Regions from separate parts of the Homo sapiens genome. Here all the other regions are linked to region 3. Evidence: chromatin loops called from intact Hi-C (ENCODE). Cell type or tissue: ascending aorta. All regions are shown on one strand. Region 1 overlaps TASP1 (taspase 1). Region 2 holds the start of LOC124904872 (a long non-coding RNA gene). Region 3 overlaps ESF1 (ESF1 nucleolar pre-rRNA processing protein). Region 4 overlaps TASP1 (taspase 1).

What was found. Peaks named below come from ENCODE experiments on the same cell type or tissue, not always from the same donor. Only the 100,000 strongest peaks of a DNase experiment are listed, where the experiment ranks them.
Region 1: it touches region 3 in a loop (2.3-fold over the local background); 4 of 110 quality-filtered maps call a loop at or near these places.
Region 2: it touches region 3 in a loop (2.3-fold over the local background); 4 of 110 quality-filtered maps call a loop at or near these places.
Region 4: it touches region 3 in a loop (2.9-fold over the local background); 6 of 110 quality-filtered maps call a loop at or near these places.

The regions. Positions count from the first base shown.
Region 1 is chr20:13,624,037-13,632,036 of GRCh38, reverse strand. It overlaps TASP1 (taspase 1), which reads left to right. Exons shown (of 14, transcript NM_017714.3): 2 at 1,885-2,103; 3 at 6,785-6,852. The coding sequence starts at 1,959. Among named protein-coding and RNA genes, the nearest start is that of TASP1, 11 kb to the left of the region's middle. RefSeq lists a silencer at 4,941-5,235. In ascending aorta, no CTCF peak of the experiment used is centred here; a DNase peak (open chromatin) is centred at 4,414; H3K27ac peaks cover 2,963 bases.
Region 2 is chr20:13,331,653-13,339,652 of GRCh38, reverse strand. It overlaps LOC124904872 (a long non-coding RNA gene), which reads right to left and starts at 1,912. Exons shown (of 3, transcript XR_007067535.1): 1 at 848-1,912. It also overlaps a transcript of TASP1 not described here. In ascending aorta, no CTCF peak of the experiment used is centred here; no DNase peak of the experiment used is centred here.
Region 3 is chr20:13,752,407-13,760,406 of GRCh38, reverse strand. ESF1 (ESF1 nucleolar pre-rRNA processing protein) reads left to right here. Exons shown (of 14, transcript NM_001276380.2): 9 at 554-715. Among named protein-coding and RNA genes, the nearest start is that of ESF1, 29 kb to the left of the region's middle. In ascending aorta, a CTCF peak has its summit at 4,395; no DNase peak of the experiment used is centred here; H3K27ac peaks cover 3,482 bases.
Region 4 is chr20:13,543,696-13,551,695 of GRCh38, reverse strand. The region is part of intron 8 of TASP1 (taspase 1); the gene reads left to right. Among named protein-coding and RNA genes, the nearest start is that of TASP1, 91 kb to the left of the region's middle. RefSeq lists a silencer at 1,880-2,174. In ascending aorta, a CTCF peak has its summit at 4,966 (motif pointing right); a DNase peak (open chromatin) is centred at 4,965.

The sequences.
Region 1 (8,000 bases), 130 kb after region 3:
TCCGTCGCCCAGGCTGGAGTGCAGTGGCGCGATCGCAGCTCAAGGCAACCTCCACCTCCTGGGTTCAAGGAATTCTCTGCCTCAGCCTCCCAAGTAGCTGGGATTACAGGCACCCACCACCATGCCTGGCTAATTAATAGAGACAGGGTTTCACCATGTTGGCCAGGCTGGTCTTGAACTCCTGACCTTGTGATCCACCCGCCTTGGCCTCCCGAAGTGCTAGATTACAGGCGTGAGCCACCGCGCCTGGCCAGTATTTTCTTACAAAATATAAATATTATAATTTCTTAGTTATGAAAAAATATCTCAGATGACAGTGATTCAAAGTTGCTTGAGGTTTCATAGTCCATACTGCTTAGATGTGTTTTCGTTTTAGCTGAAGCTCGTAATTTTCCAAAGCCTGAGTTTTCAATCTATGTTTATGCTTCTAGACTAATGGTCCCAAGCTCATTTCATGGCTGGGCCAAATATCATGGCATGATACAGACATGATGGCATTATAGGCTGACAGATGAACCACTAAATCAACTTTGTCAAGTCATACATGGCTAAATGATAGCCTATTTCAGAGAAATATTGTGAGAAATAACCAAAAGAAAATAAAGGTAATTGAGGCAGATTCTTGTGAAATCTTTGGAAGAAAAACATGGTTAGGAAGACAAAACACACCACCACAAAACAAAAACAAAACCAGGCATTTAAATTTACTGTTACTCAATTAAAAATCAGCACTTTTGTAGTAAAAATTTTTTCCTGCATTTGTGAATCTGTATAAATATTTGAATGCAACGATGTGTATATATAATTGATTTTAAATGATTTGTCTTATAAATAAAATGTTATATAATAAAAATTAAATAGACTCTTAAACCAAGAATTAAGGGAATTTAAAAATGCCAGATAACAGTGCTTGTCAGACTATCTCTGTTATAAAAGACCAGCTTTCAAAAATTTTCAATCCATTGTGGGTCAATACTTATGTAAAATACAAATAAAAAACTCCCCAAATACCACCCAAAACCAAACATTCAAACAAATTTGAAACTTAAAAATAAAAGCTCAAATTTTTGCTTGATTTAGCAGATAAAATTGTTTTAAAAAATAACATGAGGAACTAGAAAAGAATTGTGAAAACTACACATATTGATTATTGAAAATGTGCTTATAAAGCAACTAACATGAATAAAATAATACTCTCTTGTGGGCTGGTAATAAACACTGGGATGTAGAGTGTGTTCTGAGTAACCTGCTTTTTTTTATTTTGGAATAGGCAGCTAAGTAACTTCTTTATGTTTCTTTTCTTTTCTTTTTTCTTTTTGAGACTCCTTTTTTTTTTTTTTTTTTTTTTTGAGACAGAGCTTACTTTGTTGCCCAGGCTGGAGTGTAGTGGTGCGATCTCGGCTCACTGCAACTTCTGCCTCCTGAGTTCAGTGATTCTTCTGCCTCAGCCTCCTGCGTAGCTGGGATTACAGGTGTGTGCCACCACACCAGCTAAATTTTTTGTATTTTTAGTAGAGATGAGGTTTCACCATGTTGGTCAGGCTGGTCTCGAACTCCTGACCTCAGGTGATCCACCCGCCTCAGCCTCCCAAAGTGCTGGGATTACAGGTGTAAGCCACTGCGCTCGCCCCTAAGCAGGTACTATCAGTGGACAGAGAGATTTAAATTCTAACCTTTTTATATTACCCAATTAAATAATTTTATCCGACTTCAATGGGAATAAGAAAAAATAATTTTAATAAATAGCTTTGATACCTTTTTTGTATTGCTCAATTAAATAACTTAAAAATAGGATTTTTGAACATTATCTTTGCATGAATTTGTGTAAGTAACTTATGTGTTGGTGGAAAGAAATGTATACCATCTTTGCCTGTTTTCCTTTAGGGTAATTCCTCTCCTGCAATTACTTTTGGATGGAAGTATGCCCCTTTCTCAGTAGAAGATGGTAATCTTGGAGAATGACCATGGAGAAGGGGATGAGTTCTGGAGAAGGGCTGCCTTCCAGATCATCTCAGGTTTCGGCTGGTAAAATAACAGCCAAAGAGTTGGAAACAAAGCAGTCCTATAAAGAGAAACGAGGAGGCTTTGTGTTGGTGCATGCAGGTAAGCTTTGTGGATGGCTTGGAAGATGCCAATAATGTTGATTTTTCTTTTTCTGCCTTGAAGTACACTGAGAATCACATTTCACACTTGGAGGAGGCAAAACTGCCAGAGAGGAATTGGAAGCAAAGCGATTGTTTGACTTGGATATAGTGAGGACCTCCCTCTTTACTCCCCAGTTAGAAGATCTTAGAATGGCAGCTCTTCCTAGGTTTTCACTTCCCTAACCTATTATTTACTTTAACTCTATGTAATAGATGTATTTAGGTTAGGTAGTATTAAAACCAGACAAAGTAATTTTTGAACTCTGGTTTATGTTTTTTAAAAATAATGTTGCTGTGGGAGGCTGAGGCAGGAGAATTGCTTGAACCCAGGAGGTGGAGGTTGCAGTGAGCCGACATCATGCCACTGCGCTCCAGCCTGGGCAACAAACCGAGACACCATCTCAATAAAATAAAATAAAATATTGCTGAAAAAATTGTATTGATTCCCATGTGAGACTGTGGGTATCTTAGGGCATAATTATTACACAATCTTTGAGCTGGTTCACCTTCTTTTTTTTTTTTTTTTTTGAGATGGAGTTTTACTCTTGTCGCCCAGGTTGGAATGCAATGGTGTGATCTTGGCTCACTGCAGCCTCCACCTCCCAAGTTCAAGCAATTCACCTGCCTCAGCCTCTTGAGTAGCTGGGATTACAGACGTCCACCATCACGTCTGGCTAATTTTTGTATTTTTAGTAGATGGGGTTTCACCATATTGGCCAGGTGGGTCTCAAACTCCTGACCTCGGGTGATCCACCTGCCTTGGCCTCCCAAAGTGCTGGGATTACAGGCGTAAGCCACCACACCCGGCCCACCCTCTTAATATTTTAAGTGAGGAACCTTAAGACCAGAGAGATTAAGTGACTTAAGAGACTTCAGACACTGGTGGTTGGTGCTAGAGCCAGTGTAAGAAACACCTAAGTAGGCCCTTATGTCTCAGTCTAGTGCTTTTGATGCTGTGTCAGCCTGTGATCTTTCTACTTCAGAGGACCATGAGGACAGACACAGTGGAGTTCATCCCCTGGGCCTCCCATCTTTAAAAGGTCTTGGGTTGCAGAACAGTGCTGCTCTGCCCAGGTTTCCTCAGCAGGCTCTTTTTCCTTTGGCCATTTTTATTTTCTTGTATTCAGAGTCTACTTTCCATGACCTCCATGAAGAGAGAAAGAATGTCTGGGTTTCCTTTTAACTTTCCCTGGGTAGTCAAGCAAGATGACAGCAGGATTAACTTTGATATGGAATGAGGAGTAGAAATGTTTCTTCTTGTGAGACTGGTGTCCTGCCTGGCCATTAACGTTTGGCCATATCTAGACTGGACAACCCGAGAAGCCTTATGTGAATCTAATCCAGAGTATCTAAACAAATCCAAAAAACCAGAAACCAGGTTTAATCCCATTTTCTCACAGGTGCTTTTACAAGGAGGTGAGGTAAATTTACAGAAATAATCCAGTTAAAAGTAGACCTGGGACTAGAGCTTCTGCCTTCAGACTCCTAGTCTGTGTTCTTTCCACTACACTATGTTGATGGTACATCTTCCATTATCTTCCATGATACCAGTGAGTTACCGTATTCAGAGTGAGTGTTTGGAAAGTGTAAAAGAAAGGTCTGAAAGTTGTAACAAGCAATAACATAAAGCTTCAATTAGTTGGAAAGCCTTACTTTCTATAACTATTATGACCCTGTCCCTCCTGTCTTAGACACAGACTAGATGATAATGGCTCTGCCAACCTTAAATAATGGAATTCAGAAGCTATGATTAAAGGTAGAGCTTATTCATGCACAAAGCTTGAGGATGTCCACCTGGGAAACACTGACTCCAAACAAATGGGGTCTGTGTTCCAAAGTGGAGAAGTTAAGTTTTCATTTATGTAGGTAGAGATAGAAAAATTTTAGCAGGATGGTAACATTTTCCGTAGGAGACCAGTGCATAAGTTACAGCAATTTGATTGGTTATAGATTGCTACATCCTAAGGAAGATTACTTTTTACTTTGTGAGAAGGGGCAGTGATCTGAGAGGGTCTTATCTCTGGTGTTGTTTGGTCTTCCTAATTATTTACAGGAAAAAGGCAAAAGTTGCAGCTGCATGTTGTGTGACTCAGGGTGCATAGCCACATTCCTTTCAAGGCTCAGAATGATTTAATGGCTCAACTTTTTTTTTTTTTTTTAAGACTAAGTTTCGCTCTTGTTGCCCAGGCTGCAGTGGTGTGATCTTGGCTCACTCTGCAAGCTTCACAATTCTCCTGCCTCAGCCTCCTGAGTAACTGGGATTACAGGCACGTGCCACCATGCCCGGCTAATTTTTGTATGTTTAGTAGAAATGGGGTTTCACCATGTTGGCCAGGCTGCTCTCAAACTCCTGACTCAGGTGATCCACCCGCCTCGGCCTCCCAAAGTGTTGGGATTACAGGCATGAGCCACCGTGCCCAGCTGGTTCAACAGTTTTAACTTTGAATTATTTAATTTCATACTCTCAGGTAAAGGTTGGTGCTGGGGGTCAGCAAGAAGAGTAGGAACTCTGAGTTATGATAGGATATTGTGTGAATTAAGGGTGACCCTCACTTCTAAATTATTAGAAAGAGTGATTGATTATGCAAAAGCGTGTATCTTGCACATTTAAGGGTCAAAAATTCATATCCTTGTCCAGTGTAGAGCAGTTTTTTTAGCACTAGAGTAGACTTGCCCAAACTTTTGTGATTCATGTAGTAGATTCTTGATTTTTCCCACTGCCTATACTGTTTTATCTAATATTCAAACAACTAAACGCTTTTTAATCTTAACATTTGAAAAATGAAGTTTATGGTTACTTAAATGAAATAGCAGTATCACTTGCCATAAAGAGAAAATAACTTTAAACACAGTGCAAACAAAACACTGTAATTGAAGTTTAACTAGATCCTATTTGTCAGTGGCTTGGATCCTGAGCCTGCCTTTCCATTGTTAAACAGGGAAATTAGCAAGTGTTAACCAGGAATTAAAGATGTACGGGGTGGGGGGGGGGCTCTGCTGAGACTTTTATTATTTCAAAAGGATTTACATGTTAAGGCTATTAAATGCCCTTGTCCCTTACACTGAAGTCATCTTTTTGGAATAGTATCCCATGCTTTAGGAAATGCTGCTGAAAGATTGTGGCCTCTGAGATCTAAGACAGCCAACTTGAGATCACCTGTTCTTAGAGAACCATGAAGAGAGGCCTATTAAATATTGGCACAGGCTCTGTGAATGTTCAGAGTTCTCTTGAGAAACAGGTTTAGGATTTGGGTGTATTGTGGATTCTGGTGGCTTGGGCATCTCTGCTTTCCTGGCTCCTTGTACGACAGTTTCGTGGGTGAGTGCTTTCTCTACCTTGAGGAAAGGTAGGTTAGGTTTGTGTCAGAGTCTGCAGACCTGTAGGAATCCTAAGGCCTAGAGATGTAGCTTTTCTGTTTTTGTCTTTTTTAAAATGGAAAACATGTGTTTGTTTGTTTGTTTTTTGGAGTCAAAGTCTCACTCTGTTGCGTAGGCTGGAGTGCAGTGGCATGATCTTGGTTCACTGCAACCTCTGCCTCCCAGGTTCAAGCTATTCCCGTGCCCCAGCCCCCTGAGTAGCTGGGATTACAGGCATGTGCCACCATGCTTGGCTACTTTTTTTGTATTTTTAGGAGAGATGGGGTTTCTCCATGTTGGCCAGGCTGGTCTCAAACACCTGGCCTCAAGTGATCCTCCCGCCTCAGCCTCCCAAAGTGCTGGGATTGCAGGCATGAGCCACTGTGTTTGGCCTAGAGGTGTATTTCTTAACCTTCCATACATTGGACCCCTATGGGGCTTTAGGGGTGGGTAGGGATAGGTGGTTCAGTGCTCCATTAATGAACTTTGATTAGAGAGAGGCCTAATTAAGAGAGTTTAAGGGCTCTTGTCTTTGTTTCCTTCTTGTTTAGATTATTCTTAAGTCCCTAACTAAGCAAGTTATGTATCCTTGTAGGGAAACCATTTTATTCAGAGCCATTCTCTTGAGACAGTTCTTGGGTATTTGATTAAAAGACAGAGACCACCAGGAATTCTCATAGAGAGTCATGAATGTGCTGTCACTTAGCTTTCAGAGACACCCTGAGCTACATTCTAGTGGGTGAGAGGATGTGAAGTGTTTGTTTAGGAATGGTGCAATTGGTGGTGGTTGTGGACATGCGAGATGTAAGACACCTCAACTTCAAATGTTATTCAGAAGCGATTCAGCTTTCTGAATTACTCTTATGAATTCTGGATTTGAAACAGTAACTTCCCAAATGGCAGGGGCTTTCTGACAGTCAGCAGAGAGGAACCCGGAGGGACCCTGTCCCCGACACCTTCTGGGTTATTAGCTGCAGATCAAAAGAACTCCTGATTTTGGAAAGAGGTTCTTGAAAAGAAGAGGGGAGGGGACCTTGGTGAAGCCTCTTTGGGGACATGAGCTATTTTTAGGGCTTTTGGCAGGAAAAGAGCTTTTGAAAACGGAGATAAGGCATGGTATTAAAAAGGCTTACACTGGAGTAAGAAGTCATAAAACGCCATACAGTTAGGGCAATAGTTTTGTTTTTTACTAGGACAGCATCAGTTTATATGGAGTATTTATATAACATAAGCAAGGTCTCTTGATATTTTAATAATTAACTGGATTTTATTTTCTACTTTAGGTGCAGGTTATCATTCTGAATCCAAAGCCAAGGAGTATAAACATGTATGCAAACGAGCTTGTCAGAAGGTATGAACACAATGTGTATGATCTGTGCATTGCAGTTTTGAACAGAAAGCAGTTTTACCTTGAAATTCAACATTTAAAAGTTTCATTTCTAGGACAGTCTTCCAGTTTGGACTACAAAATTATTTTGCTTGTTTTTGTAGGGGATCGTTTTGTGTTGTTTTGTGTTTTTCTCCACATGTTGCTTAGCTCTTTCCCCACTTTCCCAGATTAAAGTCTGTATTTTTGTAATTGTGGGCACACAATCATATCTCTTTTAATCTTTGCAACGATGTTGAACTTCTGTAGACAGAAGGATAGAGAAAACAGCTTAAAGGCAGTCAATGTGTTTTTCCATGAAGGGAAAAAAATAAATAAAAAAATTAAAATGGGTACTTTCCTATACTTTTTCATTCTGTTTTTCATCATGTAGTTTGTATCATAGCAAGTTCATTGTCATTCCAGAGTTCAGTTTTGCCCTTGTACTCAGTTGTGCTTTTTTCCCATTGGTTTTTGAGGTTTTGCTAAATTGTTGAATATTTAATGTGGGGACAGGAATGGACTCAGAAGAAATGTTTGTTTTTATTTTGATTCTTACTAGTCTTGTAGGCAAACCTTCCATTACTTTTTATGCAAATAGAATCTAGTTGAATATTATATATCAAGTAAATATGCGTCTCTCTCTCTCTGCTCTTTTCATTGATATTTACGTAACATTAAAAAGAAGATTATACTTTATCAGAGATTCAAGCTTTTTCTTATGAATGAAGTCCTATAAATAAGAATATTTTGTTACAGGGATTTTGTTCTTTTGAAATTTGTAATAATAAAGCTAAAAGTTCTCGAAGCTATTTTATATTTTTTCTTATTTTTCAAAGTGTGAAATTTTTCTGTCATCTGAAAATAAATTTTATATAACTATAGTCCTAGAAATCTAATACATTTGAATCGTATACTTAGCCTCTTTAATATTTACAATGAATAAACTTCTTAAAAGTTTAATTAGGAATACAGTTCTTAGTTTTTGAGTTTTCTCTTTGTTGACTAAATTGGAATGTTAATAATTCATTTATAAATGACTTTTCCTTCTCTCTCTTTTCCTCTCCTAATTTATGCTCAAGGCCAGGTGATTTTATAGACCTTTAGTCTGTGTAGTTTATATTACAAAATAA
Region 2 (8,000 bases), 420 kb after region 3:
ACTTTTTGTATTATTGGTGTCTACAAAAAAAAATCACATGTAAGGCAAGAACAAAGCCCCCAGACATGTAGAAAATTCGTTCAAAATCAGTAATGGCTAAATGTCAAACTTTGGTAAGGATGAGATATGAAGGAAAAGTTTATAATCAAAATTCTGTTCTCTGAGTCTGGGGAAAATATCACCAGCTTTAATTGACAAAGTGGCTGCTAAACAAATAAAGAAGGTGAAAAATGATGGTCCCAGGAGATGTTGCTATCTGCAACATGTTACAGATTAGCTGGCGTTGTCCTCACCATTTCAGGCAGAGGGTAAAAATGTGGCTTGATTTAGAGCTGATGATATCATGTGTCTAGTCACTGGAGATCAAAAGAAAGCTTGCCTGTGAAACATTGTTCATGAAATGGGAGCAAAGTCCAGACTCTTCTCTTGGGTGTGTCAAAGGGAAGTTTTGCTGTGTACCAGGCCAATGGGATTCAAGTCACAGCATATGCTCCAGGATGTATTTGTGGCCATGTGACCTCGTGTTCAACTCTGCCAGTCCTAAACTCAGCAGATTTACCAATTGTGTGTGATCAATCCCTTTAATACCTGATGATTTGGTGGGCAAATCGCTCTTTTCCTTTCCTATGATGTATGATTAGAGACTGCAGGTATTTTGTTTTGTGCTTAGAAAGTGGCTATTGCATGTATATGTGTGCATGCATGGGTGTGTGTATTTGTGTGTGCATGTGTGTTTGTGTGTAGGTGTATTGGTGATGGTGGTGATGGTGAGGAGTGTGGAGAAGCAATTCAATTGCTTACTCTGTAAGACCAGATTTGGAACAGCCCATCTGTGATGACTGCTTACCTTTTTCCTGAGATTAGAAATCAATACTTGGAGGGTGGACTGCATCTTTCTTGGATATCTTCAAGGAATGCTGAAGGCACTGTAAATTCAAGCAAGTCCAAGACGTGAATGTCACATTCTTTGCAATGAGGAATTGGTGTGAAGGATGTCAAAACATCTTTAGCATGAAACCCTACTGAAAGAAAATCCTTGCAACCTACTGTATTTTGGAGCTCAGAAGAATTTCATCATGGTAGGACTTATTATACTGTATGTCAGAGGCGTTTGAACCAGAGCAAGTCCATCTTGAACAGGGGCTGGTAAAATAAGACTGAGACCTACTGGGCTGCATTCCCAGGAGGTCAGGCATTCTAAGTCACAGGATGGGCTAGGAGGTTGGCAAAAGGTACAGGTCATAAAGACTTTGCTGAGAAAATGATGTGGTGAAGAAGCTGGCCAAAACTCACCAAAACCAAGATGGCGATGAAAGTGACATCTGGTCTTCCTCACTGCTCATTATATGCTAATTACACTCCCACCAGCACCATGACAGTTTACAAATGCCATGGCAGGTCAGAAAATTACCCTATGTGGTCTAAAAAGGGGAGAAACCCTCAGTTCCAGGAATTGCCTGTCTCTTTCTCAGAAAACTCACAAATAATCCACCCTTGTTTCATGTATAATCAAGAAATAACTCTAAAAATAGCCAACCAGCAACCCTAAGGGCTGCTCTGCCTACAGAGTAGCCATTCTTTTATTCCTTTACTTTCTTAATAAACTTGCTCTCACTTTATGTACTTGCCTCGAATTCTTCTTTGCACAAGATCCAAGAACCCTCTCTTGGGGTCTCGATCAGGACCCTTTTCTGGTAACGTAAGGACAAATGCTTTCTTAAATGCAGTAGAAGCCATCATCAGCCTTGCTCAACCCCCTTTTGTAAGTTCCATGTGTACTAAATTTCCACCAAATTCCTATTTATAACACGACAGAGGTGCTGAAGAGCTGTCAGAGCCACACTCAAAGCTTAACTGAAGCACTCACATTTCCTTTCCTTCTGGCCTCTGGTTACCGAAAACATTTGCTGAAAATTGCTGTCCCACTCAAGAACTGTCAAAGGTAATTGTGTTGCACAAAAGTTACCAAGAAGCATGAAATAATATGGTTACCACCTGGTGACCAAGTTAATAGAACCTGTCTGATGAACCGCCAAGCCTGCCACATGTGAATTCCCCAGTTTCTGTCTGAAAGCCACGACAGCATAAATTGGTGAGGAAGGTGTGGATCAGGGGCCTCTTAGTGGCAATTTACCATACAAATCCCCATGTAAAGGGCAGTTGTCAGGTCACCATATCCAGTGAGGTCTGAGATTTGGGGGTGGCAGTGAGGGGGAAGGTGTCAGGGAAGAATAAAATGCTTTGGGAATGAGGAGCTGTGTGAAGCAAGTAGCAGTGCTTACTTCAAAGGGCAAGGTCTAGACTTGGCTCTTCTCATAGCTGGCAATGACCTCGGCGTCTAAAAAACTGAAAATCAGAGACTCACAAGATGGGAGGGGCTTAGAGAGTCTGTCTGGGTCTCCCCACCTTGTTGCCTCTGGTCAAAACTGTGTCCTTCCAGGTGAGCCAGAATATTCCTCTTAAAATTCCCCAGAGAAGGAAATCCTCCTCGTTCCTGGAAGCCATTTTCAGGGTCTCAAACCCCACTTGAGATGGTTTTGCTTTAACTTGAGGTTACAAAACCCCAGAATCCCTCTGAATTCTGGTGCCTCTATTCATACATCAAAAACATCGAACCTGGAAATCTTCTCATGGATTCCCTTGGAAACATCTAGTCCTATCTGAAACTGTTTTATTTCATCAGAAATCATTGCTGGCTGGATGCCTGATGCCAGCATTCAAATCCAGTAGACAGAGTGTGGCTCAGAAGAGACTCATTGAAACTGGGAATCCCCCAACTGGGAGGCCCAGGGTTCACACTGGAACCATTCTGGTGTAGTTATACATCAACCAATGTTAGGAGTACCTGCTCTTTTTATCTTTAGTGATACTCATAGTTGAGATTTTTGAGATACAAAAAAAAAATCTCACTTTTTAGGCAGAAAACATTGACATCAGGGCTGGGTACATAATTTGTAGAGCCCAATGCAAAATAAATACTTAAAAGTCTTTTTTACAAAGAACAGGAAAAAAGCTTTTTCCTTTCTAGGATGGTCTCTCTCAAACTTTCATGATGTGTCTAATTTCCTAGTTAATGTTATACTGCCTCAGGCTCTGGCATACTTGAGGGGTGAGTGTAGACCTTCATAGGCATCAGAGTCCTGACTTGCAGCTAAGTGTGTAGGATGTGCTGGCCCAACCTCAATTCTTCCACTGCGGGCACAGGGCAGCAGTGATCTCTGGGTGGCGTTAGGGGAGGAGGTAGCCAAGAACCCATCCCTGGGAGATAAGAGGAGGCAGGGGGCAGGACGGGGCATGAGCCAAGACTGCTCAGGGCATGCACTACTGTGCTATTGGTCTTTACTTACAAAACAAATTCAAAGATAAAAGTATTAAGAATTTCAAAATGGCAGCCACACCATTAAAGCCAAGTGTGAGGCCCCCTTCTGAATGCGGGGCCCTATGTGATGTCAGTGGTAGCACACCCAGGAAGCAGCCCTGGTTGAAACTCATTCTCCTTTGGGCCCCCTGGAAACTTACTGTTATTGAGAAGCCTTTTGGATTTGTATTCTTTTCTATGTAATGTGTTTTTTTCCTTCCTGGAAGCGTTTAAGATCTTCTTTTTAACTGTGTTCTGAGATTTCTCAGTGATGCACCTTGGTGTAAATTTTTCATCTTTTATTGTCTTAGACTCTCAGAGAACTCTTTCAGTTTGGAAATTTATTCTTTTAGTTCCGGGAAAATTTTCTTGCATGAGTTCTTTGACAATTTTCTCTCCTCTCTCTGTTTGTCTCCCTGTTCTGTCTGCCTCCAACTTCTCTTGGAGGTGGTTGGATTGATCCTCTAATTTGTTTTCCTTAGTTTCTTTTTGCTTTTGCTGTTTGCCTCTTCTCTCTGGACATTTTTTCAACCTTGTCAACTTTCTATTACATTTAAAAGTATTTCAGTAATTATATTTTTTTATTTTCAAGAGCTCTTTTTTTTTCCTCTGTGTTCATTACTCACAACAGCATGATACAATATCTTTTCTTATCTGAGAACATGAATACTATTTTTAACATTTTTTATTAATTCCTACATTTACTCTTTTTTTCTTTTTGATTTCATTCATTCATGCTGGAGACTCTGCAGATCGCTGGTGGTATGTTTATATTCAAGAGTAAGACACTATGATTGGGTACTCTAAAATCACGGATGGGGCTTTTCTCCAAACTTCATCATAGGGTTATCAGGAAGTAAATGTCATTATCTATAGGCCTTTTCTTTGTACTATTTGGAGAGAAATCTAAATCTCCTGCCAGGGTGTGTGTTTGTGTGTGTGTGTGTGTGTGTGTGTGTGTGTGTGTGTGCATAGGTGAGGGGAGAGTTCTGGAAGGAGCATAGGGAAGGGAATGGGGGGTGTCCATAGTAGACTTTTACTTCACCTTTGCTTTATCTATGCTCTTCTCTGGTCATGCTCCCCAAATACATTTACTCCAAAGAATAAACCTTCAACTTTCTTCCAGGAAGCTGGTAAAGAGTTGTGTGGATGCACACAATGAGAGAGGAGACTTAATGGGCTCAGCTGTGCTGTGGTAGACTTTCAACAAATGTCTTTTTCCACAGTGGGCCTTGCTCTCATCTTCCTCTTGAAATACTCACTGCTTATAAGCACTGAGCAATTTAGAGCTCCTGCAGAGTGAAGCTGCTCTGTTCTTGCTTGTCTGAAAGCATTTGGTTTTCCCTTTGCTTTATTCTGCCAAGGTAATTACCATTCTTCCATCCATTTCTCACCTTCCAAAAATGTGTTGAAAACATTTATGACAAATGGTCTCTCATTCTTTTTGACCTTGTCTATGAATTTGTTTCTTAAAATTATTTGACTGTCATTTTAATGAGATTTGGGTAGGAAGAAGAAATAGTCACAGTCAATTCTACTTTTAACCAGAAGTTTCCTTTAGAAATTTTAATCTTTTTTGGATACTAGACCCATGTGCTTTAGTCTTAGGCAAATCCTTGTTTTTCACTAAGTGAAATAGTAAGCAGTCTAGAAAAATAGTAAATTTCAGTCTATTTCTCATAGCCTATGTGTACTTATTTAAATATAATACTAATAATCTTGGTTATTTAGTATCCAAGCTTTTAGTAGACTAGAAGCAGAATTTTAGTAGAAAGTTAGATGTAGATGCTACTAGAGTCATATACCTTGATAGCGTTAAGAAGAGATAGTTGGCAGACCAAAAGAGAAAGGTGACAGAATAACCAGTTAAAAGAACACATTAAATAGTACAACAGTTTCTATACTACGACAGTTTCAAACAGTCCTACACATTTCAAAATGCATTATTGCATTAAAGTGTAATTCAGGTGCCATCTTCCCTTACCAAGCCTTCTACAGCTCCCTGTGGTTTGTAGATATTAGTTCCACTCTCTCTCACTGTTCTATATATTGCCAAATATATGACCTGTGGTTCTAGTGAAACACCCTGCTCTATTTCACACCCATGGATTTCTGCCTCAAACCTGTGACTTCCATAGCTTGGCACACCCTTTCTTACCATCACAGGTTATCCTTCAAGACCCACTCAAATTCCCATGATGTACTCTCCCTCCCCCATCCTTACGTGTTCCCATGGTACTTGTTTAGGTTTATATAATGGAACTTGCTGTGTTCTGCCAGGAATTTTGAAATTATGCATCTGCCTTTCCTCTCCAGTTGGGATCATAAACACTGAATAGCATTGCCATTTCTCTTGGCATAATGCCTCCCTGTGAGTGCTCCCTGAGTAAATACGTGTTGAATCCAGTTGGAAGTATCATAATTGATGTTTAACCTGACAATCTTTAGTCTTCAACGAAAGGCTAAATTGGATACTGTTGAGGAGGAAAGTAAGTGTGTGATGCATTTTAAAAGATTCAAAAATAAAAAAGTAATAAAAACGAAGCAAGAAATACTTTTTATGTTGTGTAAAGGGCATGTTACATTTAACTCATTATAATATGTACTTTTTTGTTGATAGAACAACGAGGCATTATTTTTCACATGAACAACAACCCCATTGTGGCACCAAGCTGTTTAAGTTTGAACATCGTAGCTTAGGTATGAAACATCAACTATATCATTTTAAAAGAAGGCAGTGTAAAGAGTTTGTGGCAGGTGGAAAAAACGTGAATATTTTTATTTAAATATGCTTTGGAGAGAGCAGCTCTGTGTTCCTTGACATAACTGACCTTTCCCTAAAATATTTGGGCTCAAATCTCATCTTGCTCTTGACTGATGTTGCAATTTCTAAGGTGCCTTTATCTTTGTTCTGGATTGATCTTTAATCAGGTATGACTTCTGACACATTTGCTTTAAATTTCTCTCTCCTCCCCTGTCAAGTAGTTAATGATCTCAAAATGTCACACTTGATTCCACAGATTTCCCAGGGAGTCAAGTGTGGGTAGAATAACAAAACAAATGAAAAGTGCAGAATCACTTTATTGTTACTTTCTCCACGTACATGCCAGGCTGGCTGCATGGGCATGTGATCCATGGGCAGTGGCACAGGGACCATGCTCAGAAGGGCCCCACACTTGGTGGGATGTTCTGCTGTTAATAATTTTAAGTTGTATTGTGTAAGTGAAGTCTGATGGAGCCACGGAGCATGCACATAAGCAGAAGAGTTCTGTACAAAATGTGAATTTGTGTGTCTGCTCTCCTTTGCTGCACATTTGCGTATAGTGTTATGATGGCCCATGAGCACGGAATTCTGGCGATGCACAGGAGTTCAGGAAGACTCGAAGCATGTTATACCCACAACATACAAATCAAGCAACAGCCCTGACAGCCCCAAAGGCCAAACTTTCCGTTCACACCAGAATTTGCTTTGAATGCAGAAAGAAGAAAATGGCATTGAATGAATCATGAATGAACAAAAAACCTTATCATAGCCTATGTTAGCCAACCACATATGCTGAAAATGACATAGAGTGGAAAAGGTAGGATAATCTATATTTTCTTTTCTTTTCAGTCCTTCCTTATTCATCACTAATCCCCAGTTAGGGAATGTTGGTAGAAGTTGAGTATATGAATAAGTAAAACAAAAACAGTCAAGTTAGTTTTGTGCAGCATTTTCATTGGTCTGGTAAGAATTAAATACATACACATGTATGAGCTATAGATCCAAATTTTTTAATTTTGGTGATTCTTCACACACATTAAAAGCTCTTTATTTGCATTTAAAACTGGCATTGCACAATATAAAGATGAATGATAAAATTCATGCTAAGAACTTAAAATTATAATTTAAGTTTACTTAGAGCAACATTAAATAGCAAATAAACAACATGATGACAAGTCAAGAGGGAGACTGTGGAAGAGAGAAAACAGCTTTATATTTCAGTACCTTTCATGGCATTTACCCCCTGCTTTTTGACAGGGGCCCCACATTTTCATTTTGCACTGGGCCCCACAACATACATAGTTGGCCCAACACACATGTATGGATCTTAATAGACAAAATTCATGTTAACACAATTTTGAAGTAAGTAATCTCTATTTCCAAAACCACAAAGAACATTGTCAGAAATTGTCCATGGGAGGAAAATCTTTTTGTGGTCTACAGGGACACAGTAAATGCATGCCATGGCCCAAGGAAAGAAGTCATACTGGAAATTACTTGAGGATCAGACCACTTACGGTCATTTCTTCAATGAGACCGAACATTAAAACGTGCTCCAGCATCATTATATTAAATGGGTCAATTAATCCATTTGCATCCTGACCCAAACAAATCCCAACTGAAAACCAGAGACCTGTCATTTATTCAAAAATAGGTATTGGTCACAGAATATTGCATGGTGAGCAAGATGGTCACAGTCCTTGTCTTTGTGAAATTTGCTGACCAGTGTCACGGAAAATAAAGAAGGGAGTAAAGTTAAAAAAATACTTAAAAAAGCACTGTGGAATTTCCTGTTAGAGGAATTTGTATTAGTCACCAGGACTCTTTCAGTGCAAGTGACAGAAAAAAAAAAAAAAAGCCACAAAAAAACCCCCAAAA
Region 3 (8,000 bases):
GGCAGGGCAGAGGCGCTCCCCACATCTCAGACGATGGGCGGCCGGGCAGAGATGCTCCTCACTTCCTAGATGGGATGGCGGCCGGGAAGAGGCGCTCCTCACTTCCTAGATAGGATGACGGCCGGGCAGAGACGCTCCTCACTTTCCAGACTGGGCAGCCAGGCAGAGGGGCTCCTCACATCCCAGACGATGGGCGGCCAGGCAGAGACGCTCCTCACTTCCCAGAGAGGGTGAAAATGCCATCTTCATTATCTTGCAGCTTATAGGAAAAAGAAGCCCAAAGATGTTATGTAACTGCAGAATTATTATCCAATATAAATTTTAATAAAAAGGGGCATTCCCAAGCATACTGCTATGACAGTGCAAATTTATATTGCAACTGATTTTTATTCTACATGAGACCCTAAGTCTTTCATTTAATATTCAGAAATTTAAGTCTGATTTTGATATCCTGTGGTCTAACAGCATCTTTTAAAAGAGAGTGACCATAAGATCTGAACACGAGTTAGAAATGAATTGTTTCTGTGTATTAAGTGAATTTTTTTTTCATTAGGTGATGATGGAGTCAATGTAGAAGAAGATGGGAAAACAAAGAAAAGTCAGAAGGATGATGAAGAACAAATTGCTAAATACAGGCAGCTCTTGCAGGTTATTCAAGAAAAAGAAAAGAAAGGCAAAGAAAATGATATGGAAATGGAAATTAAATGGGTTCCAGGTAAGAATTAGATACTAAATGTTTTCTCTTTTTCGAATTTCAGCATGTTGAGTACCTTTTAAATATGAAGGAGCCGGAAATGTTTTGGTGAGGACCTTAACATCATATTTGCATACACCATTTAACTAACTTAATGACTAGCATTTTAGACTCTTACCAACTTATTTTTAATTGGTTTCTTTGATTTACTAACTATAAATTTTTCCTGTCCATTTATCAGAGTAGCTTTTCCTAGGTTTGAGCCTGTATTCTCAAGATATAGAAACTTGAATCCAGGCACCACGTGTTCTAAAGTTATTACACTTCTTTTGAATGTTTAATTCTTAAGTGACCTTTTCTTCCATAACCCCCACTAGTCCTTAATTCATGAGGTTTCACTAACACAAAATATGTATTACATAGTCTTCGATTTTCAATCTTGCTGCGAATAGTCAAAGAAATATAGCATAGTAGAGTAAAATAGTACTAGTACAAAACTAATTAAAATCATGTCAAAGCTAAACAAAGATAAAAGCTGGGATAAATGGGATCATTCTGTAGTAAACAGCAGTTGCCCCTTTTTCATGGTTTCACTTTCTGCAGTTTGTTACCCAGTATAGTACAATAAGATACTTTGAAAGAGAAAGAGGAAGAGAGATTATATTCATATAACTTTTATTACAGTGTAATTATTCTGTTTTATTGTTGGTGTTGTTAATCTCTTACTGTGCCTAATTTATAAGTTAAACTTTATCATAGCTGTAGATGTATAGGAAAAAACATACTAGCTATAGGATTCAGTACTATCCATGATTTCAGACATTCACTGTGGGTCCTGGAATGTATCCTCCTCAGATAATGGGGGACTACTGTACACATTTTTTTCAACATTGTTGGGCAAATCATCAGGGACTTCTGCAGTCAATACTGTTTTTATAGATTACTGCTGTTTATATTATATATGTGTATAACTTTTAAAACCAGATATATTTTTGGATAAGGGTTCAGTTCTTTAGCCTATATTAGTCACTAGGAGAAAGAGTACTAACCAGTTGTAGGAATACCATTGCTTAAAACTTAAAGGTGTTCTGTTACCAATTCCATTTTTATAAGTAGCGTGCTTTTGTATTGGGAATAAAACATATGTTTGCGTGGGTTTTTATTTGGGAAAAAAATAGGGTATTTTGATATTTGAGGATTGACTGGCTATTGTAGTAAATTTGCTAGGATGGACACTGGCTATTGTAGTAAATTTGCTAGGATGGTCTGCTGCATATTCCTACAGGAATGAAGTGCTGTGTTGCAACCCATTTGTTTTAAATGTTTGGCTTTTGCAGGAAGTGGTGGTAAGAACGAATGAAGTTTACTGGTGTATCATATGACAAGTGGTTGGGAGAACTCAATTGATTTGGCCTGGAGAGGAAAAGTCTAAAAAGTGATTTTAACAGCTATTTTTAAATACTTGCAGAATATGTAAATGAAGACTTAATCTCTTTTATTACCTCACAGGTTAGCAGTACTGCCAGTGGATAAAAGTTGAAGGAAGGTAGATTTTAACGTAATAATATAAAGAGGAATTCTCTATATTATTAGAATTGTCTCGCAGAAGAACTGAAGGCTGCTTTAAGGGGTTGAGCTCTCTGTGTCAGTAAATCTCCACCATAAGGCTACATAATTATGCTACTCAGAGATGTCTGTTAAGAAATATTTTACTTGAGTCCCTTGACTTTATGATTCTAAGAAATGTTGAATTCTGTCTTTTAAGTTGAATATATTGTAGTTTAATTCTAATCTTAGAATGAGCTTATTGAATATATTTTAATATGAACATTTTTAAATTGAAGTGTTCAGTTGTCTGAGAAAGCAGATCTAAAATAAACTGGATTGAGGTGTTTTATAGCAAATATTTCAGAAATATATAATGCCAGTTGTAAGGTACAGATATATGATACAGGTTCCCACACTAAGTGGACCACATCTAGATTGTGTCTTTATTAACATAATTATGAAACCGGGCACAGGGGCTCACACCTGTAATCCCAACACTTTCAGAGGCCAAGGTGGGTGGATTACTTGAGCCTCAGATGTTCGAGACCAGCCCGAGTAGCATGGCAAAACTGTTCCATCTCTACAAAAAAATACAAAAATTAGCTGGGCATGGTGGCACACGCCTGTAGTCCCAGCTACTGGGGAGGCTGAGGTGGTAGGATCACCTGAGCTCAAGGAGGTTGAGGCTGCAGTTAGCTGTGATCATGCCACTGCACTCCAGCCTAGGCAACAGAATGAGACCCTGTCTCAAACAAACAAACAAACAAAACATAGTAATGTAGGGCAAATACCTAAAAGTGGTATTTACACCTGTTATCTGTAACTGGAAGTTATAAGCATTGCTTATATTTCCTCAGATAAACCCCACCTTGGTCATGGTACCTTATCTTTTTATATATTCCCAGCTTAATTTAGTAATATTTTATTAAAAATATTTGTACTTGTGGCAAAGAGGAATATGATCTGTAGTTTTCATTCCTCGTATTGGTTTTTGGTATTAGGGTAATGTTGACCTTATGAAGTGAAAATGTAAAATGAAAGATTATCATCTGTAATTCCACTATCCTAATTCAACCACTGGTTAAGAAGATTACAGTTTAATTTACCATTTCTCTGTTGTTGAATATGCAATCAGATTTCTAATCTTTCACTACAGTGGACTTATAACATTGAAAAAAAAATAGGACAGATCTCAAACCCACAAATAACAAGCTTTTCTTAAATTTCTTCATTTTCATGAGCAGCCAAGTAATTGGCTTGCCTTTTTAGGGCCTTTTAATTTTAAAAACTTTTAAAACAGAGGTGTGTTTTTCATCTCTCCCAGCCTAGAAATGTTTCCAAGCATGTCAGGACTAGTAGAGAACAACCAGGCCACAATGAGAAGCTGATGCCTAGCATTCAGGCTTAACTCACTAGTTAGTTACGTGACTTCCTTGCTCACACAGCAACTCTACATGTGCTGTAGATCAACCTGTGGTTCTCTCACAAGCTGTTAAAACTACCAGTGTCAAAACCTCAAATGTTAAATCCCAGATGCCAAGTATCTGGGATGTTATAAATAACCTATAGCTTTTTCCATATTTTGAATTATTTTCATAGGATAGTTTCCCAGAAATAGAGTTACTAAGAAAGGGCATGAATACTTTTTGTGTCTTGAAGTTATTGCCAAATTGCTTTCTGGAAGTGTTGTACCAGCTTATAATACCTTCAACAATCAGTAAGAGTGTCAGTTTCACGGAATTATCGTCAACATTGGGTATATATTTTTTACTTTTAATTGAATAGGGGAAAATTGATATTTTAATGTATGAGTTTCAAAGGTCTTAAACTGTAATATTTTGAAGGCCCCTAATGAGGTATTGTTATCTGTGAATCCTTATGTACATGCACGCATGCACATGCAAGTGTAAAGGGTTTTTCTGTGTGCTATACATATAAGATCATTGAGCAATCTTTCTGTACCTCAGTTTATTCATATGGAAATTGGAACTAATAATACCACTTTCTTGCTTAGAGATACTTACAAACGTTATAAACTACAAAGTACTTTCATGACGTGTATTTCAGTGAATTTATGTCTTAAGAAATGTGTGTTTTCTGTAACAGTTACCCTGAACCTCAGGACTTTTTTGATGTTATGCTTCAGTAAACCACGGAGGGTCAGTATGAGATTATACCGTATCATTCATTGGTTCTGTGGCTTGACTCTCCAAAATATTAACCTCTTCAGGAAAATAAGTACTCTTAATCACTAACATTTATTGTGGTTTGGTTTGATTTTTCAGAAGAAATTCTAGTTTAGACTATTTAAACGTTCTACCTTTTTACATTGGGTTATACAGTATAGTAACATGAGGAGTTTAATTTCTTAAGGGTAAGTATTAAGGGAACTGATAACAGGTTTGTGGGCATAACAACTGGAATGAGCTACTCTTTCTATCAATATTTTAGTTCCTATGGAAATGTAATAATACAATTTTATTAATTAGGATTATAAATAAGTAAAAATGTTGAATTATAAAATTTTTAAAGAAAGTTATACTTAATTATTTTGATGTATGTGAAGTTGTATTTCCTATCTCAATGCGTTGCTAAAGGTATCCTGCCAACTTACTAAGGAGTAGATAAGGTGATGCATATAATTAGCCAGTTGGGCCTTCATCAAGAAATGTACCTCGTTGAGGAATTTCTAATACACGTATAAATGAAGTGTAATCAGTTTTAACTCTTTATATAACTTCCCCTGTATTAATAGTCCAGTTAATCTACATAATATTTTTTGTAGATAATGCAAGCTGAATATAAACAATATATATGAAATTCCATCCAGAAATAAATAATGGCATGTTTGTTTATAATCTTAAATTTTTGATTATGGTAAAAGTCCTGTTTTTCTTAGCTATCTCTGGCCTAATAGATATTAGTGAAATGGATAGCTGGTCTTTTTTCTACTCAGCACTCTACAGAACCCCAACTTCTCTTCCTTACTCCATCAAATACTTACTGAATACCTACTCTGTGCCGGGAATTATTCTATACACTGTGTGAACAAAACATAAAAATCCCTGAACTCACAGATCTTATACTCCGGTGAAGGAGAAACTAAACAGATGACAGATATATAAGAAACATATTTGACCAGGAACTAAAGAAAGTAGAGGTCAGGGAGTGAGCCTGGCCCAGGAAGACTGTGTGAGCAGAGGAAGTAGCATAGGAGTATCCTTGAAGCTATACTTTGTCTCTTGTGTTTGAGGAATCCAAGGAGAACAGTATGACTACAGTGGAGGACAGAAGTAACTGAGATCAGAGAGGTAGTTTGGGGCCAGACATGAAAGCCTTGTAGGCCATTATAAAGACATGAATTTCTGTGACTGAGATGAGAAACCACTGGAGAGTTTTGAGCTCAGGAGCAGTCAAATCTGACTTTTATATTTAACAGGATCATTCTTGCTGCTATAGATAAGTAGATTAAAGTGGGGGGCAAGGACCAAATTGGGGAGATCAATCAAATGGCTGTTGGAGTAATTTTCAGATAATGAAGCTTGTGGATGGAACATGTTTGCAAGGGAGCATCAAGAATTTTTTTTTTCATACATTAAGTTCAAGATGCCCATTGATACCTAAATAGACATGCCAAGGAATCAGTTGGTTATACAGTTAAGAGTACAGGGCTGGTAGAGATATAAATTAGAGAATCTTCATTGTATAAATCTCTGAAAGTGAATAAGAACAACAAGGTAGTGAATATAGGTAAAAAAGAAAGGTTCAAAAGCTGATCCTTGGAGCACTCTAACATCTAGAGGTAGAGGACATGAGCCTGGACCATTCCGAGCAGCTGGAGAGGCTATCAGAGAAGCAGGAGGAAATTCAGAATTGCGGGGTATTCAGCCTGCCAATAAAGAAGGCATTTCAGTGAGAATATGGGTCAATAAAATACAGGCTGAGAATGACCATTGGATTTAGCAGTGTGAAGCTCACTGGTGATATTGAATGGTTTTTGTGGGATGATGGGGGATGAAAGTAGTATGGTTTGAAGGAAGAATGGGAAGAGAAGAATTAGAGACAGTAAGTAGAGGCAACTCTTTTTCTAAAATATTTGATAGAAAGTTGCAAGCACCATGACACGTAAAAAAAAGCACTTCAAAATGTAACTTCCAAAAACTAAGACATGCTTCCATTATAAGCACGTTGCCACTTTCACACCAAGGGAATTGTTAGTCTCAGACTACTAGAGAGATTAACTTATGCCTAGTGGTCCATTATTGGAATGCTAAGCATGTGGAAGTTATTTATATCCTACTGCTCAAAGTTTGATTGCAAAAATTCAAAAAATTGCAACCTCAGGCATAAATGGGTTAAAATGAAAAGATTGCAGCTGGTGGTAGAAGAGTAGGATGCTTGGAAAGTAAGATTGTGGTGGGATTGCAACTTTGGGTAATCACATGACCTGTTTACAATCCTGGCAGTGAATTTCTGAGATGGGATAGAGTGTAGAACCATAGGAGAGGAGGTCAGTGAACTGTGAGGCCAAAGGTACGTTCAGAGGATCATCTGTGTGGATACTGAAGTCACCAAGAATTATGACAGGAGTATTGGAAAGAGTGGCAGTGAGCTAAAATTAAAATGAGAAGAGCATCTGTGGTCATTAGATATCTACATCAGGTTCTGGAAGAATTTGCTTACAAAAAAGATATCTACAATAAGGAAGAGTGTAGTCTATCTAGTATAGCCTGAAAATATGATATTCAGAGTGGAGGCACTGGGGAGGAGGGCCAGCCAGTGGATGGGAATTGGCAGTGAGTCGCAGGGACAGTGGGAGAGAAAAATTCACCTGCTAAAAGAGATAGAGGGGAAGCAGTGTCCTCAGAAGAGAGCTAAGTTTTAGTGAAACTCCACTTAGCAGATAAATGGGTAAGGGGGCTTTTGTTAATGACTAATAACTGACTAGTGAGTAGAACGGCTTTAGTCATTGAGGATGTTCGGCATTGTTTTGGGAGAAGGAATGATTTGGAAATTGTAAACTTCATGTGGTGGCAGATTTAAGTATGAATAAAGGGATTTTGAGATTAGTTTTGATCGTCTTAAAGCTTTCATAGTGGTAGGGATGTGAATGTCATTGGGATATCTTGGCAGGAGCACACAGAGTTCTAGAATACTTACTCTTGGGAAGGAGACATGGAAACCAGAAAACTAGAGGTGCCCCTTACTGTCTCACGCTGGCAAGGACTTCTCTTACTGTCTCACACAGCAAGAGGAGTCCCTTTTTGACTCCTATTCCTTGGGCATGGAGTAGGGGTGTAGCTCTTCCTTTGTTCTGCTTTTTCCTCCTCCACTCTTCACAGTTGTAATTTCATTTTTATTCTGGTATCTGTTCTTTATCCTTCGTCCTCCCCTGCCACATTTATTTTATCTCCATTTCTCTGTTCAGTTGTTCCACTGAGTAGCTTAAACAGAGACATCAGTGACATGCATATGTGGCCATTGTATTATTCATTCTTTTTATTTAGAAGTAAAAATGTTTTTGAATTAGTTGGGCATTCATTTTGTTAGGCAGCCCAGTTTCAAGCATTTTAATTTTTAGATGTCTCAAAACCTGTTCACTGTTTAGTTTTGGCTCCATTTTCATTTATTGCCAATGTGCTCATTATTTGAAATATATTCAGAAAAATTTTTTTTGGCCAGAACTTTTAAAATAACCAGATGTTTAAAATTTTGAATCGAGTATAGAAGAGGGCATTAAATGGAAAACCTGAACTTA
Region 4 (8,000 bases), 210 kb after region 3:
ACAGGACTGACTGGGTTGCTACATGACTGAGAGTTACTTGCTAAAAGAGGAGACCCTCGTATTGGGAAAACAAACTGATTGAATGCATGGCATAATCTAGATTTCATAAATATCAGTTTCAAACAGCCAGCCCTGGATATGACTGGAAGGGACTCTTAGAGTATTAAAAGAGGTTGGGGGTATTGTTTGATCTCAACATTTTTGATGTTTCAAGCCTTTTTTTTCCTTTCTCTTCATTTTTCACAAGCATATTGTTGAAATAGTTTCCATCTCTTTTTCTTTAATAACAGATTTTACAGTTGAATGTACATAATTATTTGCCTCCTCCCATGACTTTTACAAAGTAATTTAAGTTTTTAATTAATTTCATTGGTGTTTAGGTAAAGCAGTACTTACATGGGATAGTGAAATGAAAGTTAATCAGACATTTTCCATTGTGTGAATGAATATCTTTCCTTCTTTGATTTTTAATAAACAAGTTAAAAAATTTTGCAATGATTTTGGTGCTTTCATACAATGTTGTGTGTTCAAAACCACTCTAAAGAGATGCTACAACTTTTAATTTTGTATTCTTTAGCCACCACATAGGGACATCAAATTGGCCACATGTTTCAGAAAGGAAATGTTGGGCCTTGCTTTGTACCCTTCATATAAATATATTCTATTCTTTTGAAGTATATTGTGGGTAACATTTTTCCCTTTTATCCACCATCTTGAAATTATTATGTAAATGCTTAACTGTATCATACTAAATCATTGTAGTTTTTGGGTGAGAGGTAGGCTAAGATCAAAGAAAATAAATGCACAAAAAACAACATGTTTTCCTCAGATTGTTCCATTTGTACTTGTCTGTGCTTGCCAGAAGAGGAGACCCTGACACTGGAAAAACAAACTGAGTGAATGCATGGCATAATCTAGATTCCATAAATATAAGTTTCAAACAGCCAGCCCTGGATGTGACTGGAAGGGACTCTTAGAGTATTAAGAGTGCAGGAAAAGGAGTAATTAGTCTTCTCTAGAAATTGACTTTGCATGGTCTGGAGTTTTGTCATATTGCTCAAGAAGTTGATTAGTATATGAATATATGAGTAAACCAAAGTAGGAAACTTCTTTGACTTATCTTTTACATAAAGAGATTACTTTATGTATTTTTTAAAAATAAAACCGAAAACTCATTCTGTGAAATGATTGTCTGGTATTTGAAATTTTTTTTTTAGTTGTAGGTAATATACTGAAAATTACATTTGCCTCACATAAGACTATCTTGATTACTGGATGAGCCTACAGATTTTACATGTAAATCAGTAGATAGGTCAGTAACTTAATTAATGTCTTATTGGATCACCCCCATCCCATACATTTATTTAGGTTATAAAGCCTGATGATTGGCATTTGTTTTCAGTATATGAGGATCTTCTAAATGTTTATAGCTTATAGTACTTTATGCCAATCATCAATATCTGAGTCTAAAACTTTCGACCTTTGATGACTGGACAATTGCAGTGTCTCTGTGTGTGTGTGTGTGTGTGTGTGTGTGTGTGTGTGTGTATGTGTATATATTCCATATTTAGGAAAAGCTTCTAACTTAGCATATAAAGATTCAATACCTAGGAGATTGAGTTTCTTCCCAGGTCGTCCTTAAATCCACACCAAGCTATACCTTAAATCTATATGAAGTCTTAAAGTTATAAGTAAGATGAAATTGAGGCAAGAAGGCAATGTTAAGAAATCTTAACTACTGTTTTTGTTTTGTAACGGAAGTAACCTGTGGTTTGTCAGAATATTTGTTATAAGTTGACATCAGATATTGTCGGCCTTGTAAATTCTTCCTAAATTTTGAGTATTTAATAGCTCTGTAGAGACTTAAAATTTGTAGTATTTAACGGAATCAATGGAGAGGGAAAAAAGGAACATTTCTTAATGTTATCATTGGAATAGTCCCAGCTGATCTTGTGTATAATATCAAGTCACCACCTTGTAGCTTTCCTATCAGGAAATATCTCCAGTGAATGGAATCTCACTGGGACTACAGATAGAAGCCTTCATATCTGGAAATTGGCTTAGATGCTGGTGTTAAGAACATCACATTCCAAGTTTAAATATGTCTCCATGTGATATCATATGCTATCACCATACACCAATGACCTGATTTGCCCTATCATAGACATGGTGATGCTGACACATGTATAGCTAATAAGACAGCAGAATAAATGAGTGCATTAAAAAAACCAAATGTGTGTGTACACACACACACATACACACACACACACACCTATTACAAGTACAAGGGTATTTTAAGATCACAAGACAAGAAATAACCAGTGCTTAATTAGGTTGATGGAAAATTATCTGTAACTTTTTAAAGCCTTGGTTCAGCTGTGTCTTCTCTAATCAGCTTAGAATATTTTAAATACATAGTCGGGTCCCAGGAACTATTTGAAATTCAAGACTTGAGACTGGAATTACTTGAGGAGTGGAGGGAATAGGGTAAGGTGAGAGACAGTGTATAAAGGGTCAAGAGTTGTATCTAGATCTATTATAAGCCAGTCCAGAGACTTTGGGCAAACATGGAACCTCTCTAGACTTTAGTTTCCTCAGCAGTTAAGTCAGCATGTTGAACTAGGTAATTACCATGGTCTTTTTTAGCTTGGTGTAATACTCTTAATACATATTCATTGTCAACATGGAGTATGTCCAAACTTCCTTGATTCTCTTATTAAGGAATTCTTTATTCTAGTGGATCCTAAACCTGGCTGATCATTAGATTCATCTGGGGACTTTTAAAACTACAGATTCTTAGGTTCTGCTTTAAACATACCGAATCATAATCTGCAGGAATGGGTAAGCTATTGGGCCGGTATTTGAGATCATTGCTTGTTCTTCCTAATATGTCACAGTGGGCTTAGAAAAGCACCCATTGCATAAATAAACATGGAACATTTTAGATGAACTGGGATTATATGATTGAATTCAGTTAATGACTTCATGTCCAGCATCACTCATTTAGTTTTCCTCCAGGTAGTCTAGAACTCCCTTCTTGGAGTTGCAGCTCTTCCTCTTTGCTTCCAGGATTTGCCTCAGGGTCACTTTCATTGTTCACAGTCAAACCTTCACCAGGCAGCCAGTTCTCTCAAGTCAGGCTCCTTGCTCTTTATTTTCCCCTGCCCAGCAGAGGACCTGACACATTAGCAGCTATTTAATGAAGGTTTATTTGAATGGATGAATCTATATGTATTTTTCCATTTCCTTTTTTTTATGTCCCAACCTGTTCCAGTTGCCTGTTTTCTCCTGCCTATTACACATTTTCACTTGTTTGACCCATCACAGTCTAACTCAGCATGTTTAGAATCATGCTCCACTCACTCTCCTGGATGATTGCACTAGCTTCCTACCTATCTGCCCACAACTGCCCTGCCCTTTCAGTCATTTCTCTGCCCAGCATTCTTGAAGTTTTCTAAAAGTACAGTTTGATTTTGTCATGCTCCTGCTTGAACCCTTAACTCACTTCCAGCTGCTCTTAAGAATAAAGTATAGGCTCCCCAACAGAGTCCCCAGGACCCTATGGGAGCAGACATGGCTGTCTGTCTTTCCAATCTTTTGCCATCTCACTCCGGGTCACATTGTCAAGATTCTTCCTGTGTCAAGGTCTTCACACCTGTGATTCCAGATCCAGGGAATGTTGCCTGTCTCCTTCCTTCTTCTCTCTCTTTAAGCTATTGTGCTGCTCCAATTGTCTCTCTGTCATTATTAGTGTGGTTATTTGATGTCTTTATCTTCCAGTAGAATGAGGTTCCAGGAGGACAGCTATTGTATGTCTTATTTACCATGGTTTCTCAGCTTGACATATAATAAATGCTCAATAAACATTTAATGAATACATGCACTACTTTTTTTTTTCTTGTTTCTTTTTAGTAGACATACTACCAGTGAGCCTTTGTCTTTTCACCCTCAGTGGCTGGACTGTTGCAGTATCTTCATGCCTGGCTTCTTTGCCTCTAGTCCTGCTCTATTCCGTTTTAATTCTGTGTGCTATCAGAAGATACATTTCCCTAAAAATACCTGCATTGGTTTTGTCTCTCTCCTGGAAGAAACTTTAATAGAATCTTTACTGTCTGTGGGTTAAAACCCAAACTTTTAAGCTGAATTTTATAAACCCTCTTGAAACCTAGCTACAAGCTACTTTTCCATTATCTTCCTTCTGGAATTACCTTTTTTTCTCACCAAATATATTTCTCTTTTCAGTTTTATTTGCTGAGAGTTCTCAAATCCAAGTTTTTGTTCATATTCCTTCCCTTAATGGGATAAGCAGTAATTAATAATGGAATATTAACTACTTCTTTGCTTCCTGAAAATTCTAATTCAACTCTTCCTTTATGAGCTAGCTCCAATGCCATGCAGATCAAATTTCTTTCTTCTAGTTGGCACAGATGACAGGTACTTAATAAGTGTTAATTGAATTGAATTATCTGCTTTACACATTTGCCATTTTGAGGTTGGTGTATGTGGTTATTTTGTTTGTGTATGTCCATAGAAGCGTGAGCATTTTGTTACTTTATCCTTATCACAGTCTCTAGAAATAGTGCCTTTACTCAGTTGACATTACTAATTTAAGCATCTACAGCTGATGATTTGAATATTAATTTTGAAAGAGAAAACCCATATAATGATATTTCCTCTTAATAGTAAATTTTGCAGTCTTCCAATAGGTTTAAAATCTTTTATTTAAGGGCTTCAAACATGCATTAGTCTAAAAACTAAGCTTGTTTTAACAATAAGCTTGTATTTGGGGAAATAAAAGGGATAGGTTATCTGAAGTATTACCAAATAATATTATTATGCTCACTCAACATTATAGAGATGTAAGATAATATGTAAGTAAGGGAGGGAAATGAATGTTGAAAAATAATAGCTTGAAACAGCCCACAATCTCCACTGGCCATTCCAAAGAGGTGAGTCAGGAAGTGCCCACAAGGGGGCGTGCTCATCTAGAGAAACTTGACCAAGTGCCTTTCCTGTTAATGCAGGTAAAACTGCCTGTTTACAAATGAACTTCTAGACCATGTCTTCCCCACACCGCCAAGAAAAGGAATGGACCCTCATCACAAGAATTCCTATCTATTTTGTAGCACATGTTTATTTTGGATGTGTGATTTTCCAGGGGGGCTAGGGGACTTACAGAATGGAAATATGAATTGCCTTGTGAGCTCAGACAAGTTTATGAAGCTTGTGATTGTGCCTTTTTTTGGCTGTGCTAAGAGCATTTTTATTTTGTAAGCATTGTTGTCTTTTCTGTGAAGAAGTGTTGAGGTTTGTAAAATATCCTTTTTGGATTATTAGCCCAAGAAACAGGCAGTGCTCTATTTTCACTGCTTCATCAGTTTGTGTAGCTTGAGGAACTACCAGCTAGTCATTTGGAGAAGTGCATGGGCTTTGATTGGTGTTTTTTCCACCAGAAGTCATGGCTTCTTGCAGTCTTTAATTTTTCTTTTCCAGTCCTTTTTTTTTTAACCTTTGGCCTCAACATTATCACCAGCAAACATTTATTGAATGCTATTTATGTACAGGCTTTTAAATAGATCTTAGAGAATGAATAGAGGATATGGCACCTAGTCCCTGCCCTTTATGTATTTGATCCGAAGGAATTAAACAATAAAAAGAAATCATGCCATTTGGTATGTGTTAGAAGAACAAAATCATCAGTGAGAGCCACAGGAATTAACTGGATGGAGAAATCACTCTAAGCTCTGCTAAGTTTCACATGGCAGTCTTAATGGAATTGGAGGAATTTAAGCTGGATGTTGGATAAAGGGTCAGACTTATATGTCTGGGTAGAAAGAAAGATAAAAGTCCTGGGTTCAGAGGCCTGCAAATGGATGAGTTTGGTTGCACCGTAGGTTTTCTGCAGGACAGTGGTTTCAAACTCAGAAGCCAGGGGTGCCAGGCAGGTAGGCAGCCTAAATGTGTGAGACAGGTCTAGAGAGGTAGACAAGTAGAAGAGAGTGGGGCTGACTGGCCATGTGTGTTCCATTGTAAGATATTTTAAAAAAAAATGTGTAACACCAAACTACACTTTGCTGGTCAAACCAAACGCTGGTTTTTGCAGCTTGTAATTCCTGGTGGGGGAATGTCAGTTGATAAAGTTAAACTGTCTGCAGAATTTAGCAAAGTAAAATAGGCCATAGAGGAATTATGACCATAGCTAGAGTCCCCCTGAATATCATGCTACTTTTATTTGTATTATCGTACTTCTGACCAAATGAGGGGAATATTTTGAAATATGTATGAATGGCCCATCCTTGTGGCTATTTGAACTAAACACAGGCTTTGGGTATTTAGAGTCTCTGAAAACATCACTGAGATTAATTTGAATGACATTCGATTTTCTAGGATATGGCACTATCATAATTTAGGTTATATTTTATATCCTAGAATATACTTAACTCCTTTCCTACTCTCTCAGTTCTTTACTTTCTAATAAGATCTATTGAGGAACGAAAGGATAAAGAGTATATAGGTACTATTTCTTTCTTTTTGCTTTTCAATATGCTTATCTTTAATCGTCATGTATTTATGATTTTGAATAACAGTTTCTATTTTTGTGGGTATATTCATAATTATATGGCCATTTGGTGATATGCATAGATACGCTGTACTTAAAAAATCTCATGTTAAATAAGGTAACTTATTACTGTATTAAGTCAACATTAAATATTTTTCTACAGTCTGGAAAGGGTTGAATTTAAATCCAAGTTAAGTGGCCCATCCCAACTGTTATGGTGTTTCATTGACAGGAATAGAATCCAGATTGTCCATGTTACCTTCCAGTCCTTTATCTGTTACTCCCCACTGCTATAAGACTCAGTTTAAAGGCTGGCAGAGCTCTCGTATTTAAAAGAGAAAGTGTAATTTTATCCAGAGAAGATAAATATGTGCCCTAAAATGAAAGAAAGACCAGAGGTCCAGACCATAGCTAGGTGTTTTTGGAAAGAGCCAAATTGGACAACTAAATTGGAAAAGGTTGCCTGCATTTATAAAGGAGATTTCTTTGCTATTTATTAATAATTAGCAAGGTCTTAGCTTGTCTAGCTTTGTATTTTTAAATCTGCCCAGTAATGAATTCATATCCTATTAGTCGGTATGTTAGTAGCATGTTGTGTTGTTTCTGTCTTTGAAGTATTAATACTATGATACACATGCCTCTATGAAGTAAAACTACCAAATGATCTTGGTTCTCTTCTTCTCTCTTGAATATATTTCCCAGACAGTGGTGACTGATTACAGTGAAGGATGACCAGCTCTCCAGTGGGAAAAACAAAGTTAGAGCTAAAGTGTAGTATGGGCATTGCTTGTTCTCACTTTTAGGAAATCAAGAAACTTTGGAGTAAAATAGAACTGAATTAGTAAAAAATGAGAAAAGTGTGATCCAGTACCAAATGACCTCATAGGATGGGAGGGCAGTAAAGAATTTTTTCAAAAAGGAAACACTGAATATAGCAATATGGGACCAATATCAAGAAATACAATTTTTTTACAGATAAAGTGAGAGGCTTAATGTTCGATGGTTTTAGTCTTAGAAGTTTGTTTTGAACAATAGACTAAAGGGCACGCAAAACTTCCAGAAATAAGGATTACTCCCATATTACGAGAAATGGGTGTGGATTTTGGTTTGGTTATTATGGGGACCAGCCAAATATTTCACGGCAGTTGTTAAAGGATGTGCTTTTGGGAACAAACTCATTTAAGAGTGATGTGCAAAATGGTACATTAGGGAAGATCTAAATATGAAATAATCAGAAATGTTAGGTAATAGAAAACTGCTTTAGATAAGCTGAGTTTGGATCACATGTCCAAATTGAGCAAGATGCAGTTTCAGAAGGAACAAAGTTTGAGTTATTGATGAGATTCAATTAAAGAATATTAATTTTATGATACTTTGTTGCTTATAGATGCATGAGGGGCAAGATAAGCCAATAAAGATCCTGTAACAAGCCAGCCTATGG